Regions from separate parts of the Mus musculus genome. Here region 1 is linked to region 2. Evidence: chromatin loops called from intact Hi-C (ENCODE). Cell type or tissue: left cerebral cortex. All regions are shown on one strand.

What was found. A loop is a pair of places that touch in the nucleus more often than their neighbours do. Peaks named below come from ENCODE experiments on the same cell type or tissue, not always from the same donor. Only the 100,000 strongest peaks of a DNase experiment are listed, where the experiment ranks them.
Region 1: a loop joins it to region 2, with 3 times the contacts of the local background. A loop is called at or near these places in 6 of 42 quality-filtered maps.

What each region holds. Positions count from the first base shown.
Region 1 is chr4:107,235,172-107,239,171 of GRCm38, forward strand. It overlaps Lrrc42 (leucine rich repeat containing 42), which reads right to left. Exons shown (of 8, transcript NM_029985.2): 6 at 3,907-4,000; 7 at 629-713. Among named protein-coding and RNA genes, the nearest start is that of Lrrc42, 16 kb to the right of the region's middle. In left cerebral cortex, no CTCF peak of the experiment used is centred here; no DNase peak of the experiment used is centred here.
Region 2 is chr4:107,185,303-107,189,302 of GRCm38, forward strand. Tmem59 (transmembrane protein 59) reads left to right here. Exons shown (of 8, transcript NM_029565.3): 2 at 476-581; 3 at 2,317-2,411. Among named protein-coding and RNA genes, the nearest start is that of Tmem59, 8.7 kb to the left of the region's middle. In left cerebral cortex, no CTCF peak of the experiment used is centred here; DNase peaks (open chromatin) are centred at 2,194 and 2,284.

The DNA of each region.
Region 1 (4,000 bases), 50 kb after region 2:
ATGTGCAATAAATGGAGGCATCCAGGAGGCCAGAGATATTGGGTGCCCTGGAGCTGGAGTTTCAGGTGGTGTAAGCCACCACATGTGGCTGCTGTAAACTGAATTCAGGTCCTCTGGAAGAGCATGCGCACTCTTAACCACTGAGAAAACCATCTTTTTATCCCATATGTCCTTGCTTTCTAAGACTGGATCACACTCCCTTGTACATAAACACTGCATTCTGTTAAACCCACCTGTATCCTGCAGGGCACCTGGCTCACAAGTCTTTTTTTTTCCTCTCATGTTTGAGACTGAATATATGGCCTTGCCCATGCAAGGAGCCCTTGGTCACTGAACAGCATTCCTAGTCCTGCTCCCATCTGTTGGTGACACTCACTGTCTGTGCTCTGCTTTCTTTTGTGCCACCGTAAGTCTTCTTTGGAGTGAGACAGATACAAATAAGTAATAAGCAACAGCCTTCCTGATGGCGGTGCTTGCAGCATGAGCTATGCTGAGGGAATGACTTGTCTGAGTGATCATAGTAAGTTAATACTGCTACAATTAACTTTCCTACAGAGAGAAGATGGGCTGATTATTTTAAGAGTGTAAAAACCCGAGAGCAAAAACTTCAAAACATAGAATTTCTCACAGAAGTATTGAGCTGCCTTTCGAGGCTCCACATCTTTCCGCTGCCGCACGGCTTCCACGCTCACTCGCTCCCACTGTAGAACAATCTGAAAGGAATTTGGAAAAACTTAAATCCAAACAAAACCTTGTCTTTTTTTGTTTTGTTTTTCTGAGACAGGGTTTCTGTGTGTAACTCTGGCTGTCCTGGAACTCACTCTGTAGACCAGGCTGGCCCTGAACTCAGAAATCCGCCTGCCTCTGCCTCCCAAGTGCTGGGATTAAAGGCGTGCGCCACCACACCCGGCTAACCTCATTTTAATCTCAAACTTGTCTCATTGTTCCTTGGCATCTTCCCTTTTTTCTCATCTTTTTGTTGTTTTCCTTTTTTTGTACCAGGGAGGCAAACACTGTTCCTCTTAGCTAGTCTTTGCTCCCTTTCCTGAAACACATACCTACTGATAACTTTTATTCATAAGAATCAAATCAGTTTAATCCCAGCGCTCGGGAGTCAGAGGCAGGCGGATTTCTGAGTTCCAGGACAGCCAGGGCTACACAGAGAAATCCTGTCTTGAAAAAAAAACAAATAACCAAACCAAATCAAAAGAAAACAATCAAATCAGATTGTCAAAAACTATGTATGTGTATGCTGTAGGTATCCTGCTGCGCTCACTCCTGCCCAGTTCCATCCTGCTCTAAGCTAGGAGTGAGCTGCATGAACTGCACAGCTGTAAACACTAAAAGCTAAAATCACAGTCACAGTACCTTCCACATATCCCAGACCCTATGCCTTGAAATACATCTGTAATAACTCCTATCTCCTGTGTGTGTAGGATGCCCATATTTCTATAGCCACGTGTTACAAATGTAATTTTACTTATTAGCTACTGCTGCTTTCTTTAGAAATATGACTGGACATAATAAACTATATATGACGGAATGAAATGTCAGTAATTATTTCAACATATTTTGAGTAACAAGAACTTTACATTTGATACTTCTTACTAATGCAATGCAATGATCATAATAACTATAAATGATGAAAAATACTTGCAGGATACAGAGCAGTTCAAGTATTACAGATCTAGTATGGTAGAACACATAGTTCCAGAACTGTGATTTTGGGGCCAGTCTGTGATACACAGTAAGACTCAAGATATAGACAAACAGAACTACAAACCATAAGAGCACATTTACTGGCCAGAAAGCCCATTGCTAGTGACTTAACTTCTGAGCCTCACTTTCTTGACATGTTAACTAGAGCTTAGTAATGGTGTGTATTCCACAGGGCTGTTACAAGGACTGCACAGAGGGCTATCAGTATCTATTATGCAGAAAGCACTCAGAACGTATTAGTTATGGATCCTTCAATGGTATTTCCAGGGACTGGACAATGGGTACTGATCTAAGGGAAGCCAAAATGGACTAAATCAATTTGGTGACTTGGTAGAAAATAAAGACACTGTCCTTCCAGCAACAGCAACAGAAGAAGGGCTAACTGTGAATACAGAAAAAGAAAGCAAGTTTGGACAAACTGACTTTGAGGTTCTAAGAAGACACTTGTAGGTAATATTTGGGAATATAAATGGCTTCTGATAGATTAGTAATCATTTCTTGACACTGAGAAATAGAGGTATAAAAGGGAAGGAGGAATCAGCTAAGACAGGAAAATCTCCAAGGCATGCATGTTTATATTAAATGTCATATAAAGCCAAGGAAGGTGAACACGAGGCTACCTGGCAGCTTCCAGAGACACTTAAAGTAAAACAGTAGAGGCCAAAACCAGACTGCAAGGGAAGGAAGGCAGCAAGGAGTGCGAGAGCTAAGAACACAGAGAACACAGATGCCAGGCGGTGAGGGACTCACTTGAGTAAGGATAACTGACATTACACAGAGAAAGAAAGCATCACCAGAAGGGGACACTGGGAATGTGAGGGTGAGGAGGCAAGGGAACGATAATAAATATGATAGAGGAAGCTGAAGGCTTTCAGGAATAAGACTGAAAGAATAAATAAACAAGGGCTTACCATTGAAATAAACTTGCATAGATCATTGATTTCTTTAAAAAGAAGGGAAGTAGAATACAGCAGGAGAAGTAGAGAAGTTTGGAGACAGAAAAGGAAGTGGGTTCCTGTTAGATACCTCCCTTTTCAGGGATGGGTCTGGCTGGAGTTCCTGCAAGGATCAGGAGGAGGCTAGGAAACCACTTTCTCAAAGCCCTGGAGGTCCCAGGTGATGGCAGGAAGCTACACTGGTCCAGCCTACTTACTTCAAGGCCACACTCTTAGGTGTTTTACTTGGTCTTCAAAAACTCAAAGAGAAATCCTAGCTTTTGTAAAGAAGACTCAATGTTTCCTCAAGCTAGCTACTGAGTTTATGAGGCTCAACTCTCAGTCTCTGACTCCACGACCTGTGTCTTTCCACCCTGTCACCTGCTACCAACCTGTAGGTCTTGGCAACAGCCATGTATCTAACAGATGCACCTAGGATGGAACTTGGGGTCCACATTGGCAATTACTGAACCGTGCCTATCTGGAGCCAGCTCCAAATGGTTCTGAAACACTTGACACAGGCCTTCCTTCTTATCTACTGGGAAGTGATACTATGTTCAGGCTGGTGGATAGATTCTCCACCATCCATGCCTTCTGGCTCAGAGCCAAGGAAGAACTCAGGACAAAGTCTTCCATGCTTCTGCCAGGAATCAACAGTTAAGTGTCTGAAGGTGAAAGGTGCCCCATACAGGTGAGCTGCTATCTACCTGGTACCTTTTGACTTTCTATTCAAGGCTATACTTTACCACCCGGGAAGGGCATTATGAAGTCAAGAGAAATTCAAAAGCTAGATCTTTCACTGGCAAAAGGCAAGACAGAAAAAGATCAGAGAGACTCCCCACAAAGGCTCTGGGAAAAGAAAAAGAACAGCCAGACTTGAAACCTTTACAGCGTGACACTAGTTAACTCTCTGGAATAGAGCACACTGTGAGACAACAGATCAGATCTCCTCCTCTTCTTCCTTTTTGCTTAGTGAGCATTAATTTACTTATTTCCTCAATTATTTGCAGAATAAGATGGCATCCTAGGCATGAGGCCCAGTCTCTCAAAGCAGGGACATGTTAAGATCTGACTTCCAATACTACTATCTCCTTAAGTAGATGGGTCAGTAACAGATTATCACCATTGATGATTGAGGTGAGAAGTACAATTGAGGCAAAAAAGTATTAAAGGGATTCATGTTTATTTGACATGTAGGTACCTAGAAGTAAAATGAAAAGCTGTATTAACTGTAGTGAAAAGCCCGGCATACCTGGTCAGCCCAGCCCTCTGTTTTGCAGTTACTATGATCAAATTCCTTCAAAGGCACTTTGGAGTGAACAAGGCCTATGTTTGCCCGGAGCTTG
Region 2 (4,000 bases):
GGAGGATCAAAAGTACAAACTCAGGAACTGGAGAGATAGCTCAGGAACTAAGAGCACTAGCTGCTTTTCCAGAGAACCCACATTCCATCCCAGCACCCACATAGCAGTTCACAGCTACCTGTAATTCTGGTTCCAGGGGAGCAGATGCCCTCTTTTGACCTCCATGGACACTGCATGTAGGTGATGCACAGACATACTTGCAGGCAAAATACATAAAATAAAAATAAAGTTCTTTAAAAACAAAAGTACAAGGTCATCATTGATTGCACAGGGAGGTAGAAACTAACCTAGTGTGTGAGAGACCACGTCTATGAACAAATAATTCAAATTAGGAACTAAAACTTTTCTCTTTTAGTACAAAACTTATTGTATGGTTTAAAACAAACACTTAACTCTGCTTTCTTCTTGACTTTTTTTTCCAGCTGAAAGAAACATCTTATTTTTTGGTAATCTTCTTTGTTCTTGAACTTCCCAGGAAGAGGAGTTATACGCATGCCAGAGAGGCTGCAGGCTGTTTTCAATTTGCCAGTTTGTGGATGATGGGCTTGATTTAAATCGGACCAAGCTGGAATGTGAATCTGGTAAGAGGCTATGCTAATGACGTCAGCCATGCATAACTTTGGGGCTTTCTTTGAGTTGAGTTATGCTTTTTATGTATTTTTCCTAGAAAAGGTAGACATCCTGTTTAAACTAGTCACCCACCATACTGTAACTGTAAAATTAGAGTTTTAATAGAGGCTGCTAAAAATGGCATTGGCTTTAATCCATCTGTGATGAGACAGTGTTTATTTTGTGCTGTGGATAGGATTCCTTTGTTTAACCAAGCATTCTGTTTAGACAAATGCAGAGGTAATTATACAACTCATAATTCACCACTACCTTTTCATGGATGGTATAATTTCCCTGAGCCTCTCCATCAGTCGGCTGGTTGACAGAGCTCCAAGGTTTTTACTGAATCAGGCCTTTGACTCTGAAGTGTTTTAGAGTATTCTTTATCAGTCATGCCAGCGAAAATAACCCGAGGCTTTGTCACCACTTAACCACTCTTCTTACCTTTTGGTGAAAGAGACGTGTTTAATAAAAGACACCTACAGTCAGGACACAGGGGACATTTACCTTTGTAAAGAACAGTAATGGAATCTTGTCTGTGTTCCCCAACACACACAGTATACTCCATGTGGCAGGACACAGCTGTTCCCTGAGGTGGCTCTCACACTATTGTGTGATATTGTGACCTTATTTTTGTGGCTCAGGCTCCTCACTGGCCATATTTATATATTCATAGTGCTATGTTAGCTTATCTAGAGCCTCTGAGAAGTATGTTACTTACCTGAGTGAGAAGCAGTGAACTGGAGGATTCAAGTGTGTCTGACAGCCCGTTTCAGCTGCTTCTTGTCTTAGGAGTGCTGAGGATGGAGCCCAGGACCTAGTGTATGCCAGGCCAGTGCTGTGCCCCAGCCTACTACACAGCCCCAGCCCTGTTCAGCCTTTAAAATTCCTCATTGCAGAACATTTTCTGCTTCTATTTTCTTAGAATTTAGCATAATAGACTAATTAGTTTATTTCCCCCTTGCCATATTGATGCCTTTGTTTCTCAACTGAATAATCGCAAATATTTATATAAATAACTGACAAACATTGTCTCATTCTTATATTGGGTAGTAGTCTTTCCATTTCAGACTTGCAGCAATCAAACTAGGCTAAGTGGCACAAGTCTGTATTCCTAGTTACTTGGGAGGCTGAGGCAGGAAGGTTCAAGGCTTGTCTGCACTACAGAGTGAGTTCACAGCCAATCTGGGCAACTTGGGGAGACCTTGTCCCAAAATAAAAACAGAGCTAGAGATACAGCTCAGTGGTTGAATACTTGTCTAGTTCATATAAGGTCCGGGGGTGGGGGTGGGGGGATGGAGGCTTAGAAAAATCAGCAGTCAGAGGTTTAGTCCCTCAGCCCAGATTGAAGGCTACAGCCAAGATGATGGGTTTCAACTTGCAGTGACATCATAGGGACATCAGTCTGTTTCTCCCTTCTCCACAAACTTTCCAGCTGAGTATACCTTACGTGAATGTCATCATATAGCCAGAGCCCGGGTCTGAGATGAATCCGCTCGTTCATGAGACATTGGACTTGTAGGCGAGAGATGAAAGAATGCTATTAAAGTCTCTTCTGCCTTTGCCAAGTCTGGCTGCTCACGGAGAGGAAATACTGAAGTATGTCTGTGTCTTTCCAGTCCTAGAAGTATGCCAGATCTCTCTCTTTTGCAGCTTTTGTCTTCACCCCCTCCCCTCTTTCTAAGAATTTGTCGTTTCCTCTTCCAGCGTGCACAGAAGCATATTCCCAACCTGATGAGCAGTATGCTTGTCATCTTGGCTGCCAGGATCAGTTGCCATTTGCTGAACTGAGACAAGAACAAGTAAGACACAATCCTGCCTTTCCTGGCTGCCTGCTTATGTGCTTCGACTTGGGTTATTCAACATGGTCATTGCAAGCGTGGTCTTATTTTACTGTTAGATTTTACACTTAGTTTCCATTCATCAGCATTATGTTTGCAGATGGAAAAATTACCGGAATGCTTTCTGAAAATATTTTTCTATAAAATATTATATCTGTAATCTCATCTTGTTTTTTGTCAGAGTCTAGTGAGGTACCTCCATTTTACATGTGAAAAAAAAAAAAGCAAAAAAACCCCCCAAAACCCTAAATTGGCTTAAGAGAAGGTGATACTGGAGTCCCTCTCTTGAGCGCCTTTGCCACCGCCTCGAATCATCATTGCCGTCAGTCATCTGTATTGTTCAGTTCACTTTTAGACTGTTTTCAACTCAGCCCTTTCTAGTTCTTTCTTTATCCTGGGTCTGGCTATCTTTCTTTCTAAATGGAAATCTTGTCATCTTCCTACATTAGTAGTTCAGTAGTTCACAGGTACATACAGGGTTGAGTACCAACCGCTTCCCAGAGCCTAGCTCCCGAGAGCCTCTACTGCGTCATCTCCTCTTCCTCCTCCTCGGAAACTCTGTCCTGGGGAAAGGATTTTAAGTTTTATGTCTATTCACTCATTTGTTCTGGTTTTTTGAGACAGGGTTTTTCTGTATAACAGCTCTGGCTCTCCTAGAATTCGCTTTGTAAACCAGGCTGGCCTTGAATTCACAGAGATCTACTTACTTCTGTCTCCCAAGTGCTGGGATTAAAGACGTCTACCACCATGCCCTGCTGGATCTTAAGTTTTAGGAAAAAATGTTTTGTTTTGTTTTGTTTTTTTAAGATTTACTTATTTATTTCATGTATGTGTGTACACCATCGCTGCCTTCAGACACACCAGAAGAGGGCATCAGATCCCATTACAGATGGTTGTGAGCCACCATGTGGTTGCTGGGATTTGAACTCAGGACCTCTTGAAGACCAGTCAGTGCTCTTAACTGCTGAGTCATCTCTCCAGCCCGGATAAAATGTTTTTAATTAATTCGTTTTAGACAATAATTTTTCAATATTGTGCATAAGCAATATAGTCTGTATGAAGCTCAAGGTACAGTGTTTACAACTCGGAGGGTGTGTCTCTGTCCTTTGCACTGGACACGGGTGCAGATGCTCCCATGGGAACAAGGCTTTTTCTCCACTGTGCAGCCAGGGTTACTCATGCTGGAGTACTTTATATGTGTGCAAGGATGTGCAAATGGTTTTGGTTAATATAAGCACAAAAAGCTTATCTTCTTTCACTATATGATATTCCATACATATACATTGTGGTATCAAAAGCCCCTGTTTTGGGGGTTGGTTTTTTGTTTGTTTGTTTTTGGGCAAGATCTCACATAGTTCAGGTTGACCTCAAACTTGTTATATAGATGAAGGCCTTGAAGCTCCTGATTTTAGAATTACAGGGTTGAGCTGTCACGCCCAACTAAAGCAGCCTCTTGTTAGAGAACATAAAGTTCCTTCTGATAGTTTTCTTTTATAAGTGTTATACATTTGTGAGTATGTCATAAAATAAGAACATAAGATTAGAATTGC